Linked DNA regions of Homo sapiens: region 1 is linked to region 2. The links are chromatin contacts, found by Hi-C in ENCODE. All regions are on one chromosome and are shown on one strand. The core of a region is the stretch at or near the end of the contact, and the rest is flanking DNA. Distances in the headings are between cores, read along the strand shown. Region 1 holds the start of PANTR1 (POU3F3 adjacent non-coding transcript 1). Region 2 holds the start of LINC01114 (long intergenic non-protein coding RNA 1114).

Region 1 (6,655 bases), core at 4,055-6,554, 94 kb before region 2:
GCTCTCCAGCGCGCCCTTGACGCTCACCTCGATAGAGGTCCGCTTCTTGCGCTTGCGGCCCTGCGCCGCGATCTTGTCGATGCTTGTGGGGCTGCCGGTGCTTGAGTCCGCCTCCTCCAGCCACTTGTTCAGCAGCGGCTTGAGCTTGCACATGTTCTTGAAGCTCAGCTGCAGGGCCTCGAAGCGGCAGATGGTGGTCTGCGAGAACACGTTGCCGTAGAGTGTGCCCAGCGCCAACCCCACGTCGGCCTGCGTGAAGCCCAGCTTGATGCGCCGCTGCTTGAACTGCTTGGCGAACTGCTCCAGGTCGTCCGACGTCGGCGTGTCCTCGTCCGAGTGCGGGTCGTGGCTGTTGAGTCCAGGCCCCGCGCCGCCGCCGCCGCCGCCGTGGTGCGGGGGTCCCTGCGCGTGGTGCGGGTGCGGCGGGTGAGGATGCGCGTGGTGGTGGTGGTGGTGGTGGTGCTCGGCCAGCTCTGGCGTGTCCCCGCGCACCAGCCCCGGGTGCACCAAGCTCTGGGCTCCACCGCCCGCGCCGCCGCCGCCGCCGCCGGGCCCCGGTGGCGCGCTCAGCATGCCGTTCACCGTGAAGCCTCCGGGCTGCGAGTAGAGCAGACTCTGCGGCGGCGGCTGCTGGCCCCCGGCCATGGACGGGAGGTGCGCGGCGGCGGCGGCGGCGGCGGCTGCGGCTGCGGCAGCGGCGGCCGCCCCCCAGCCCCCAGGGTGGCCCTGGTGTGGGGGCGGCGGCGGGGGTCCGAGGTGCGGCGGCCCGCGGTGGTGCAGCGCTGTGCCCGCGTGCAGGTCGTCGCGCCCGGCGCCGCCCTTCACGTCGGGGCCCTGCGGCGGTGGCGGCGGCGGCTGCGGTGGCTGCTGGGGGCTGCCAGCCATGCCCACGGCGCTGCCCGACCACGGCGAGCTCGCCTCCACGGCGGCGGCGGCGGCAGCGGCGGCGGCGGCGGCGGCGTGGGGCAGGGCTGTGACCCACTGGTGCGCGTGGCTCAGCATATGGCCGCCGTTGCTGGCGGCCATGGCCCCCTGCATGAAGTCGCTCTGGACCATCTTGACAGAGGACGGGTCCCCCCGGTAGGCGCCCGAGGTCACGGCGGCGCTGCCCGGCTGCATGCCGCCGCCCCCGCCCCCTGCGCCGCCCCCGCCGCCGCCGCCGCCGCCACCCCCGCCGCCGCCAGCCCCTGCCGCGTCCGAGTGCACAATAGAGCCGGCCGCGAGCAGGCTGTTCCCCGGCAGGTAGGGGTTAGAAGCCGCCGTGGCCATGCCGCTCCGCTCCCGCCACCCCACCGCCGCCACCACCGCCGCCGCCGCCGCAGCAGCAGCCGCGGCCGCCGCCGCCGCCGCCGCCGCCGCGCCCCCCGCCTCCCGCCTCCTCCCCCCCTCCTTCCCCGCCCCCGCCCCGGGCCCCCGCCGGCCCCGCCGCCTTCGCCGCCTCCTCCTCCGCCGCCGCCTCCGCCCCCGCCGCCGCCGCCGCCGCCGCGGCCCCCGGCTGCAGCTGCAAGGCCGCTCGGCAGGGCGCGGGGGTCGCCGGCCGGCCTTGGTCACCAGCAGCAGCAGCAGCCGCAGGAGCAGCGCTCTGGGGAGGGGGGCTCGCTTCTCGGGGTGCGCTCCGTGGCCACCCCCTTCAGGGGGGGTCGTGGCCGCCCCCCAGCCCCGGCGCGCTGGGCTCGCTCCAGCGGGGCTCGCCGGGCGGGGCGGGGACCTGCACTCGGGGCGCTCTCCCGGGACGCGCGGGCTCCCGCTCCTCCTCCTGTCCTCGGGCGAGCCCGGACTCTGCCCGGTCGCGGGGCTCCGTCCACCTGCTAAGTGAAGGTTTCACGGGAGATAACAAAGAAAGAAGCTGCTCCTTTCTTCCTTAGCCAAATTACGGATGACCAGCAACCGGCCCGCTCCTTCTCTTGTCCGCTCTCTCCTCTCCTCTCCTCTCCTCCTCAGGAACACATTTCACTCGTTTTCCCTTAGAGTAGTAAAACTTTTTCGTCCTTGAAGGCGTGGTGCTGCTGGCTGCTCGCGAGTGCGGAGAGGGGAGGCTGGCTCCTGCTCTCCCCCTCTGGTCCTCTCGTTTCAAGTTTTGTTCTGTCCTAGGAAAACTTCTTGCGATGGTGCATTTCTCTGAAGTTGCTATTGCCGGAGCTCTTGGTTGCCTCTGAAACAAGAGTCCTTTTTCATTCTCCTCGCAACAGTCACAGTCTGATGCGACATCTTTCCTTTTGGGCAGAAATTAGGAAACAAATATAACAAGGAAAAAATTGAACAGGAAAAAAAATGATGTCGAATCGCTCTGTTACCTTGTTGCTGACGGTTGGGGTTGGTGTTTTATTTTTTTCCCAGCAGTTGTCTGGAGAAGGAGGAGGAAGAAGAGTGCATTGGTGGAGGTGGAGGTGTGTGTGTGCATATAGGGGATCGATCCTTGATACACAACAACTCCAGTGGGCACGCTGCACGGCTCGTAGAGTGCACCGACGGCGGGCGCTGGCGCTGGCCGTGCTGGAGCAGAGTTGCAGCAGGAGCTCGCTCTGCGCCCTCGTTCGCGCTCTCTTTCCCTCTCTCACTTTTCCTCTCCCTCCCTCTCTCTCTCTCCCTCTCTCGGGCGCCCGCTCTCGCTCCGATCTGACAGTTCGCTCTCTGTCCCTCCCTCTCAGAGCGGGGACTGTCGAATGTTTACCCTCCGCCGCGAGCGCGCACCCACCACCACACTTTCCCAAATACAAGGAAGTCGAGCACCAGGGCCCCCGCTGATTGGCTACCCGCTGGGTGATTGGCAGGCTCGGAATGACTGGCTCAGGACGCGAGGCCCCCCTTCCGGCCGTTCCGATTGGTTGCTTTTTAATTTAGGCAGAGCGTCGTAGAAGCTGGAAATCTGTCGTCCTCCAGCCTCCCTCCCCCTCACCACTTTCCCCTCCCCGCCCCTCCCCCGCCGCCCCCTCCGCCACATCTTAACTCTTAGTGTCCGGCCCAGACGTTGGCGTTCCCTCGGCGGCTCTGGGCGTTCGCAATAGGTCTGGGCGGGGGGAAGAAAGGGGAGATAAAAGGGAGGGAGGGACGAGAGGGGGGAAGAGAATCAGAAGGAAAACGAAGGGGGAAACATGAAAAATAGCAACCTGCCCACCCCACCTAGTACGCGTCGGGTTGCTCACCCCCTTACCCCCGCCCCGCCAGAGATTTGTAAAGCGCGCGGCACGGATGTACCATTCAAGCTAATACCTATAGACAGATGTGTCCCCAGTGGTTTCAAAGTTTCCTCTTCCCTTCACCAGCCGGCCCCCTTCTCTGATCGGCGGGGGTGGGAAGCGGGGGCTCGCATCGCCAAGAGCTCTGGTCGTGGCCACGCTCCTTGGAAATCCGCCACCGCAACTTTCCGCAGCCGTTGCGCGCCGGCGGCAGCCCCCTTTGTTTAAGTTCTCGGATGCCATCATCTGGGAAACCTGCAGCCCAGGACCAGCGCGGTGCCCGCGCGTGCGAGACGGACCGCTCGCTGCCGCCGCTCCCTGGCTCCTCCACCCCCTCTCTCCCTCCTTCGCTCTCCCTCCCTTCCTCCCTCCTCCCTCCTCTGGGATTCGTGCAAGTAGCGTGCGTGCCCTTGTGAGTTTGGAGGGTGCCGGTCAGCGGAGCCGTGCGATGTATTTGAAAAGCAATCAGTCCGACCTTCCCCCATAGATTCATCGTAAGTGTATTCGACCCCAATGGCTTTAGGAATTCCCTGTGGCAGCAGGAGCCGGGCGAAAGAACCGGGATCGGCTAGCCGCGCCCTTCTCTGCTCCACCGCTTCCTCGTGTGTGTGTGTGTGTGTGTGTGTGTGTGTGTGTGTGATTAGCGGTGGGGGGGTTTGCTCGCTCTCTATTCTTAGGCATGGTGGTGCTTTTTTTTCTTTCCTTTCTGTCTCAGATGGATTTGCGTGGTGGATGGGGCTGGCGGCGACAAATGCTTTCTCAGCTCTAACCCAGCTGAAAGAGTTAAGGGGGATGGGAGGGGGAGTGCACCCGGTAGGCGAGAGAAGCGGGGGTGGGGTGGGGTGGGGTGGGGGGACGCGGCCAAGCGGAAACGCTGCACAGAGGAACCTCAGCGAACCAAGAAAAAAGAGAAAGTGGCAACGAAAACAAGGGCAAATTGAGCCCTCCTCGGGGATTTCCAATGAACTAACCCAACTCGGACATTCAATAAATACATGGCTCTTAATGAGCGTGCGTGTGCGTGCACCCCGCACCCCTAGCTGCGGGTGCGCCCGCTTGCGCCCGCCGCCCCCAGCCAGAGCCTGCATCTGGCAGTCCCGAGCCCGAGCGGCAGCCCAGGACGCAGCCGAGGAGCGGCCGCCGGTGCGCTCCGATTAAAATGTGAACGGGCCTGCCCTTCTCTCCCGCTGTATCGTGCCTCTGCCGAGCGCAGTTAAGTGAACTCAGTGAAAGCAGGAGTTCTCCTGCCCAGCCGCAGCCAGGCAGCCCCCGCGTGATCTCAAGATTAACACTAGACGCGTAGAATTTATGTAGGCTCTTGTCCAGCTCCTGCTTGCCGGGTGAGATACCATCGTAGGTAGGTTTTAGCAAAGCCATTATTGCCAAGGTATAGATACCAAAGGCGGTGGTAACCAAACCCCAAACAGAACGGATTTTTTTCCTCTGCGGCCCCCAAAGGTTGCTTTTTATATTTACGTATGCGTATATGTATATATAAAAGATGGAACACAGATTTCATTGAATCAATCTGAGATCTCCAGGTGCAGACGTTTGAATAGTCGGTGCCAGCACCCCGTGTTTTCCTTTCCTGCCGATTTTGCTTGGATCCGGCTCAAAAACCGAGAGAGTCTCGTGGTTTTGTTTACACTGAATGGGGAGGATAGGAACAGAGCCATGGGGCCGCCTTTCATTAATATACAGTGAGGATTTTGTCTAAATTACTGCTATGAATTTCACAGTACACGCTTTCAAAAGCAGTCTCAGGTGGCCTGATGAAACGTGATAGCGCCTCTGCAAACAGATCCACTTTCTTTCTTTTCAAGAGGGTGTGTGTGCGCGTATGGGAAGCCCCCCAAAACGTTGTGCTCCTCGATAACAGAAACACACTTCTGTTCCGAGGTCTGTCCCCTTCTTCCTCCCCCCCTTTCGTCGTACTTAATTCTCGAATCGCTCCCCGGCCTCTCTCCCCCCTCCACGCTGCCCCACCCCATCCGCCCCCTCCCTTTGCGAGTGTGATTGTTTTGTCTGGAAAAAAAAAATCCAAAGTATATAACAAGGGGAGAACAGTTAGTGCTGATTTTCATTTGCATACATTTTCATATATTTTGGTGAAAATAATAGACTAGTGGAGAGCTGGGCTTCGAGGCGTCAGTGTGAAGGGAAGGCTAAGGACGCATCGGTGCTGGAGAGTTGAGAATATGCCTTCCCCTCCACCCCCAACCCAGTCACCTTATTTGAAAAAAAATTAAAAAACACCTTTTATTTAAAAACCTAACCCTGGAAGTTTGCTCGGTAAGTGTTTTTTCATTTTCTTTCCCTGCTTTCCTCTTCTTTTTCCCCTCCTTTTTGGCTTATTTATTTATGTTCTTGTAGGTTTGGGAGCTTATTTTCATTGCTTGGGACAAGAGAGGGTTCACAGAGCAACTGTCTGAAGGAAGGAAGGAAGGGAAGATGTGTTGGGGGGGAGTTAAAAAAATCCAACCCTGCTAAAATATTACATAAAAAGATGGACTCAGTCCAAAGCCCCACACAGCAAAAGCCACTTTACTTTGGAGGGGTGGGGGGAAAATGCTATTCATTGTAATTGTTGATCGTGAAGGTGGGGTGGGAGGAGGGGGAAGAAGCCCTGGAAAAGAAGTGATTATTAAGCATGCAGTATATAAATATTTCTTGATTGGGATTTTTTATTTTTCCCAGAGAATCAGGACTAGAGGGGAAGAAACCCTATTTCTGTAGCCAGTGGTGATGTCCTGAATTGTGTGTGCCTGCCTGGATTGGGGTGGGGGGACGCATGCTGGGAGCAGGAGGATGGAGTGAGGAGGGGGACTTGGCAAAGGGAAGGCGGAGAGCTGGAGGAGGAGGAAGCGAGGCAGGAAGTCAGGGCACCCCTGGTTAATGCTGTGTCTGGGGAGCAGGCGGGGAGCTGCAGCCTCCCAGCTCGGTAGTGAAAGCCCATCAGAAAGAGGGTGATCAATCAAAACTAACCAGGACATCCCTACACTTCATTCCCAAAGGAGGCTGGAGCTTTAGCATCGCAGACTGGATTTCACTTTGTTTTCTATTTTTGACAGCCTCACTTGTCCCCTCCTTGCCACTGTTCCTGGGTTTTGTAAAAATTGAGGGTGCAGTTATTGCTAGGTGCAGTTAATTAGATAAACATGGCCGGAGGACATAGCTAGGCCAAGTCCAGGCCCATTTGAGTGCCTTACCTTAGTGAAATAGGCCGGAGAAAATTTTAAAAGCTTCTTGGTTTTGTTCTTTTAAGGGAAGCTGCGTCTGTGATGATGAGGGGGGAGAATCCAATGGCTGGAATTTTATTGCACTTTTTTACACAGAACACCTTGCAATTTAGAATTGGTAATTTATTTGGAAACAGTTGATGCCAAATCAATGAAACGGTTTGTAACGAGGGAGGAAGAGGTTTCAGTTGGGGAGGGGGCTCAGAATCGCCAGTTTTCCACTCCTTGTTTACGTGCTTG
Region 2 (6,681 bases), core at 937-3,436:
AACAAAACAAAGCATTGCAACATAATTCCTTTTAAAAATGATGCAACTCATAGAAAGAGCTGCAGGTGATCTTGATGCAGGTACAGGTAGGTACCATGGTTTTTCAGATGAGTAGAAAAAGCAGGGAGTGGATTTGTGGTAGAAGTAGGAGCAGCATCCATGGCCTCATGAGCAACATTCTTCCCATTCACTGTTTTTTTTTTTTTTTTTTTTTTTTTTTTGCCTCCAGGCAGGATGTGTGAGTAAGTGATGAGTTTGTGTGTGTGTGTGTGTGTGTGTGTGTGTGTGTGTATCTAGCCACAGCCTGAATTGGTACATGGAGAGCTACCCTGCTTGAGATGAATTGCACTGGATTTCTTCGGGTCTTTGTTTTTGTTTTTGCTTTGAGGCAGAGTCTCGCTCTTTTGCCCAGGCTGGAGTGCAGTGGCACGATCTTGGTTCACAGCAACCTCCACCTCCCAGGTTCAAGCCATTCTCCTGCCTCAGCTTCTCCAGTAGCTGGGATTACAGGCATGTGCCACCATACCCAGCTAAGTTTTGTATTTTTAGTAGAGATGGGGTTTCACCATGTTGGCCAGGCTGGTCTCGAACTCCTGCCTTCAAGTGATCCACCTACCTCAGCCTCCCAAAATGCTGGGATTACAGGCATGAGCCACCACACCTGGCCCGGGTCTGTCTTTCACTTGCTCTCCTTCCCATCTCTATCACTCCCCACTGTCAAGCTGATGGCCATGTCCCTCCATGCCAGCAGTACATGCGCCTCCGTCATTCTCAAGGGTAATAGCAGCTTACAACCATTCCATAGGTAGTATAGACAGTTGTTTAATTATATTATTCATGCCTCTCTTAAAAGTAACAACTGTATATCTTTTAATAAAAAAGCATTCATAATTCAATATAATTGGAAACATTTCTGGATATTTCTTGAAAACTCTTAAGGATTATTCAGGGTGCGTGGTGTGGGGCAAAACCAAGGCTGGCTGTCAGAGGGTTAAAAACGCCTGAAGATTGCAGCTCATCTGAGGGAACTTGCCCAGCCCTGAGCATTAAAGCAGGAAGCCACCTAGAATGGTAAGGACCACCCCAAACTCAGGAGGCTTTAGAATTTATTTTTTCATTAATGAGTGCTTCAGAAAGTGCACTGTCCCTAATTCCCTTCTTTGAAAGATGGAAACTTTAATGTGCAGTTAATTAAATGTTGTGTTGATTTGCAAGCCCTCAGCTCTCAGAGGCCTTGGGGAGGTGGAGGCAGGTTTAGAAATCAAACAACAGGGGGGACCGGTTGTCCCTGATCTGACCACAGTGCAGGTGGCACTGTTTGCTGCAGATGCCCGGGAGGCGTCTGAGGCACCCCTGTGGCCAGACCCGCCGTTCTGAGCCTTGGTGATTCGTGAACCGCTCTGTTTACTGTTGAGAGGAGAAGAGCCCAGGCAACAGGTCCAGGCCCCGGCAGGGAGGAGGCTGGCCCGAGCCTACACCTCTCTCCTGGCTGCCTGGCTTTCAGAAGCATTCTTTAAAAAATTTTTTTTCCTAGTGCTTCAGCATGTCTTTGTGCTGAGAGGAGCTGTGTCATGCTGGAATTCTTTTCACAACAAACTAAAGAACCCAGCTGTGGCGCTGGCTGCAGCCTGAGAATCTGCAGGGTTTCTGTATGCAGTTATTTACTAAGGGGAGCAGTGAAGCTGCTGAGGTGGGTTTACTTGTGCAAATCCTCAGCAGGCTTTGCAATGCTGGCAGGGCTGGGGTGGGGGACTGTGGACATCCATCCCCTGGGTGGGGTGGGGTGGGGTGGGGTGGGGTGGGGCGGGGCTGGATGGAAATGCAAAGGCACTTAGAGATTGCAGAGTGCAAAAGGGCCACAGAGCTTATCTTCCCTCTCTCCCATTTTATAGATGAGGAAACGCAGTCAAGAAATTGAGTGTGTGATTTTGCAAGAAAAAGTGTGGATTGCTCCAAATAACTAGAGACTGTTAACAGTGGCAAGTTTATCATCCATTTGGCCCTGGCTAAAGGCACAACTTATGCAGTTACCAAATGACAACTTGCAGGGTTTTTGCTACCAGAACACACTTCCTTCAACCCTACTCGTGGCAAGAACAAAGCATCAATACCTAATGAAAATACACTTGCTATTGTTTTGGCATGGGAACTCCTTTCTTGTAACTCTTCTGCATGGTCAGCTTGTTTACGATGCCCCCAAAGAGCTGGCGAAGATCTCAGGATTGGCTTTGGAGGGTCTTGGCAGTGCTACTATATTCTTATTATGAATAAAAATTTTAAACCCAAGCTGATAAACATATTTTTTTTCACACTGAATTCATCAGGAATACATTAACATTTTCTAAAAGGTAAAGACAGCAAAAATGAAAGAATTGAAAGGAGAACATTAGGATGTATTTGGCCACTAGGACTCTGTTTCCATCAGCTCCTGCATATGAGCCAGAACTTCACCCCATATAACTAATGCGCAGGGAATTAGCCTATGGAATAATGATCATTCCTGATGAAAAGAATAAGATCTTGTTCCCGTGTATGTGCAGAGCCATTCATCCTAAGAAAGAAATCTGGAGTGAAAGCGCACAGCATATTTTGCATAGGTTCTGTAAAAGGATCCAGGCAAAACAGGCTTTGCAACATTAGTTATGATCATATATGGAAAAAGCAGTTACTTTCTGGGGTGACATATGGCTGAATTGGTACAATGCCCAGGAATCTCAATGTCCCCCTTAGAAGGGTGAGCCCTGGCTTCATCCTTCACCCACATCATCAGTGGGACAAACTGCACAGCTCGTGGACAGATCACCGGTAAAGAAAATCACATCCACCTGTGCTGAGACCAAGGCTGCTGTTGGGCTCTGGCAGTTGGCAAGCGCTAAGGTCCCCTTCTGTGATCATAACTTTTTCTAAAGCAGGAAAATTATGAATGGAGCCCAAGCCCGTCTGCTTAAGATTCAAGCATGGTGACATTCCATAGTAAACAACAACAGCGACAATGCTGACAAAAACAACACGTTTATTGTGAGGGTGATTCCACCCTTAAATGTGGAAAATTTAACCTTGCTCTGATACTATTCTGTAACCAGTATACCTATGTCCAACATTCCTAACATAGCCAAACCAATCAATTGAGCCTTATTGTGGAAGAGACAGGAAATGTGATCACTTGAATGTGTGATATTCATTCATCCACTCATTCATTTTGCTGACCATTAATTAATTCAATTAACCCTCCTGAGTACAGCTCTGTGCTAAGCATTAGGGACTCAAGATGATTCTTATCTTCAAGGCATCCAGCCTGGGGAGAAAAACAGACGTACAACTAAGCTGCAGACGGACACATCCTTTAGTGATGGGGACACCTGGAAGGGATTGAGAAACTCCTTGCAGTTGGCCTTGGGAAGCTGGGGAGGACTTGAAACTTCTAAGTGGCCCTGGGAGCAACCGGAGGTGGGGTGGGCCAGTGCCTGTAGGCCTGGGCCTGCCTGGCTGAGGATCCCAGCTGGACTACTGCCTTGCTGTCTACAAATGATGGAGCCCTTCCAGTCTCAGCTTCCTCACAAGTAAAATGCAGACGGCAATGCCTCTTTCCAGTGACGTTGTGAGGATTCGATGGGAAGTTTCATGAAAGCACTTAGCAGGGTTTTTGTTGAGTGCTCAGAAGGTGATAGTTTGGTGTTGCTAGGGGAACAGAAGCCTGGGCTGAGAACAGGCCGTGGAGAGTCACAAATGGTCTTCAGCCGTCGGAAGGCACTGTTAGATTTACTCTTCACAAAGAACATTTTGGGACATCTTGGTGTACGGATTAGAAGGAAGGACAGAAGCTGGTGAGCTGTGGGCCACAGGGTCAGCAGGGAGGATACTGAAGCAGTCCACAGACGCAGCTGTGAGGGTGTCCTGGAGCTGGGGAGAGGGAGAGGAGTGGATTAGAGACGTGTTTGGAAAGTGTTAATAAGATAGGCAGGGCTGAGGGGAGAGAACAAGAGAGGGAGAAGGGGGTAGATTTTGATGAGGAGGTGACGGCAGTGACAGTGACTGAGAGGAGCAATAAAGCCAGGAGCAGGCTGTGGGAAGAGGGAGTGGCTTCCCTCAGAAGAGGCGCCGCCTCCCTAGCAGTGAGCAAATGTGTTTAGGAACATGTTCTTCCTCCCAATCCAGAGACGGATTGCTGAGATGATTCCTGCTTTCCGGCTCCCCGACACCCGCTGTTCTTTAGATCCGCTCAGCGGCGCTTTTTCCTGTGCCACGTGCCCAGATCTGAGCGAGGCTTGGGAAGACGCGAACGGGCTGTAAAATCTGTCCCCAGAACTGGAGAGTAAGAATGAGCGGTGTGGGGCTGAGCTGAGTCCAGGGAGTGCGAGAATTTAGCAGTCGTGCTGTGCCTGGGCATTTCAGACTGTGCCACAGCCGGGCCTGCCTGTTCCGCAATGTGGCTGAGGAAGGGAGCCAAAAACGCTGCTGCAGGGCTGGCTGTGGGCAGTGGCAGGAAGCAAACAGAGGCTCTCTGGCGACTTCTCTCCCCTGGAGGCCCTCCTCCCTCTACTTCTAGCCCCACTGCTGTGGGACAGTTGCATCCTGGGGCTTTCTGTGGCTCTCCCATCAGTGCCCTGGGGCTGGCATATGCGACACCTCCTCTGCCTAGGGCATTCAGGCATTCTTCAGTACTTGGTGAGCACCTCCTAGTGCCAAGCTCTGTCCTGGTCACAGGAGAGCACTCCTATCCATGTGTTGTCCCTGTCCTCACTGCGCTTTGGGCCGGAGAGGAGCTCACTGTCTGATCCTTTTCCCCGACTGTGGCTTAAGGGGTTTCGTCTCTTGCTAGAGCCCTTCTAGGCAGGCAGCAGGTCCTGGTTTGTGAGCAAGGGGCTCCTCCTCCATTTTGGAGCCTCGGCTGCCCTGCCTCCCCGGTAATCTGGTATTCTGGTAGTGCCTCTCTGGGCCCTGGTTTAAAAGGCCGAGAGAAGCTGTATTCTGGAGATCAGCTCCAGGTTCTCCCGCAGAGAGCAAGCTCCAGGCACAGGCAAAGGGTGTGGCTTCAGAGAAGAGCGAGGATCTTGCCATCTCTTTTACAGGTTGGTGCAGACTTTTTAGCAGCGTTAAACCCCTGATTGCTGTCATCAGTGGTGTGATTTTACCAGATGCTCCCTCAGTACTTTACAATCAACCTGCACTGAGCACTTTGTGCGGGGGCAGGACCTGGTCTGGGGACTGTCAAGTGCTTTATCTTATCTAAGCCTTACCTCTAGATCCGTGGAAGGCAGAGAGAATTTGGGAACCTCTGTGCTATAAGCATGGAAAATTGGGACTCAGGTAAAAAGGCTGGTTCCTGGTCGCACAGCTGGTCATGGGTGAGTGTGGTTTTTGAACTCTGATATTTGGATTCTGAGTACAGAACATGTTATATTGTGGCCCATGCCCTCCTCCTGAGTTCTTCAGTTTTAATCATTTCATTTTCTACTCTTTTTAGGCACTTTGGCAAAGGAGTGTGAGTTTTGGGGAAGCTCAAGGAAGAGGTACCAGGTAGAGAGAGGGCCAGGGCTGAGTTCACGGGCTCTTTCTAAATGGAAATGTCTCACATTCAGGTAGGTTACGGCATGTGTCAGGAATATCTTTTCTCTATAACAGTGATAAGCAATATGCAGTCATCAAGCTTTAGGAATGCAAACATCAATCTAGTAATTTCAGGAGCAAAAACCTCAGTTCAGGTGGTGGAGTGCTTTGAACATAACCTCCCTCATTTAAGTTTGAGCAGTAGTTGTCTCTCCAGCTGGAGCTGACCCTGCCAGGCTGGGGCTGAGGAACCATCTACCAGCCCAGGACGGACAGAGGCTGGCCCAGAGAGATGGCATCTGAGGCCATGTGCATGCAGTTGGTGTCCTGGATTGAGGTTGAGAGACAGACATAGTCCTCTATCCTTTCCACACATATCCTCAGGAAAGGATCTAGCAGGGTGTTCATTTTTCACTATTTTGTGAGTAGTTGGAGGAGGCAATGCCACCAAGAAAGCATTTTGCTACCCTTCCTTCCTGGGTACTGAAGACATTCTGTATATGTATATTTCACATGTAACTCCTAAAAATATGTAGACCATAAACATTTTTATTTTTCCTGAATTTTACTTTATGCAAAAAAGACATCATATTTTAAATTCTTAGTGATGAGAGTGAGACACCTGAGATGGCTCTGGTGGAAGATGGTAGGTTGTACTGTACTTGGATTCCAGAAGATGAGGCCTCCCTGTGTCTATGGGCTGGGAATTGCGGGGGCTCATCCTACCAGGTGTTGGAGGTGGGTCCTGTGGCTCCTGTAAATTGGAGGTTTCTTGCCATTTCAGGGGCCTGAGACTTATGTTGTAGAAAGACACCAGCAACAGGGAAGGGATGGTGAGTGGGGACAAGATAGACCAGCTTTGTCCTCGGTTCCATCCTCAAGATGGGTGCGGCACTTATTGTGCCCAGTAAGTTCTCATCCAGATACTACCTTACCTCTGAGGTTATATCCCTGGACATATTCTTTTTTTTTTAATTTAATTTTTATGAATACATCATAGTTGTACATATTTATGGGGTACATGTGATATTTTGATACAAGCATACAATTACTATCAAATCATAGTAATTGGGATATCTATCACCTTAAACATTTATCATTTCCTTGTGTTAGGAACATTCAATTCTACTCTTC

What was found. Hi-C counts contacts between places; a loop is a spot of excess contacts on that map. Pooled maps may share reads with other maps.
Region 1: a loop to region 2 is called in a map of posterior cingulate gyrus, with 2.3 times the contacts of the local background. The contact joins the promoter of PANTR1 here to the promoter of LINC01114 in region 2. A Hi-C loop is called at or near these places in 4 of 168 maps with a recorded cell type or tissue (chondrocyte, head of caudate nucleus and posterior cingulate gyrus) and 2 of 50 pooled maps.

The regions. Positions count from the first base shown.
Region 1 is chr2:104,850,125-104,856,779 of GRCh38, reverse strand. PANTR1 (POU3F3 adjacent non-coding transcript 1) reads left to right here and starts at 5,304. Exons shown (of 4, transcript NR_037883.1): 1 at 5,304-5,468. POU3F3 (POU class 3 homeobox 3) reads right to left here and starts at 2,665. Exons shown (of 1, transcript NM_006236.3): 1 at 1-2,665. The coding sequence starts at 1,269. RefSeq lists enhancers at 2,472-3,061, 5,700-6,655 and a silencer at 4,270-4,319.
Region 2 is chr2:104,753,224-104,759,904 of GRCh38, reverse strand. LINC01114 (long intergenic non-protein coding RNA 1114) reads left to right here and starts at 2,186. Exons shown (of 4, transcript NR_038231.1): 1 at 2,186-3,824; 2 at 5,465-5,579.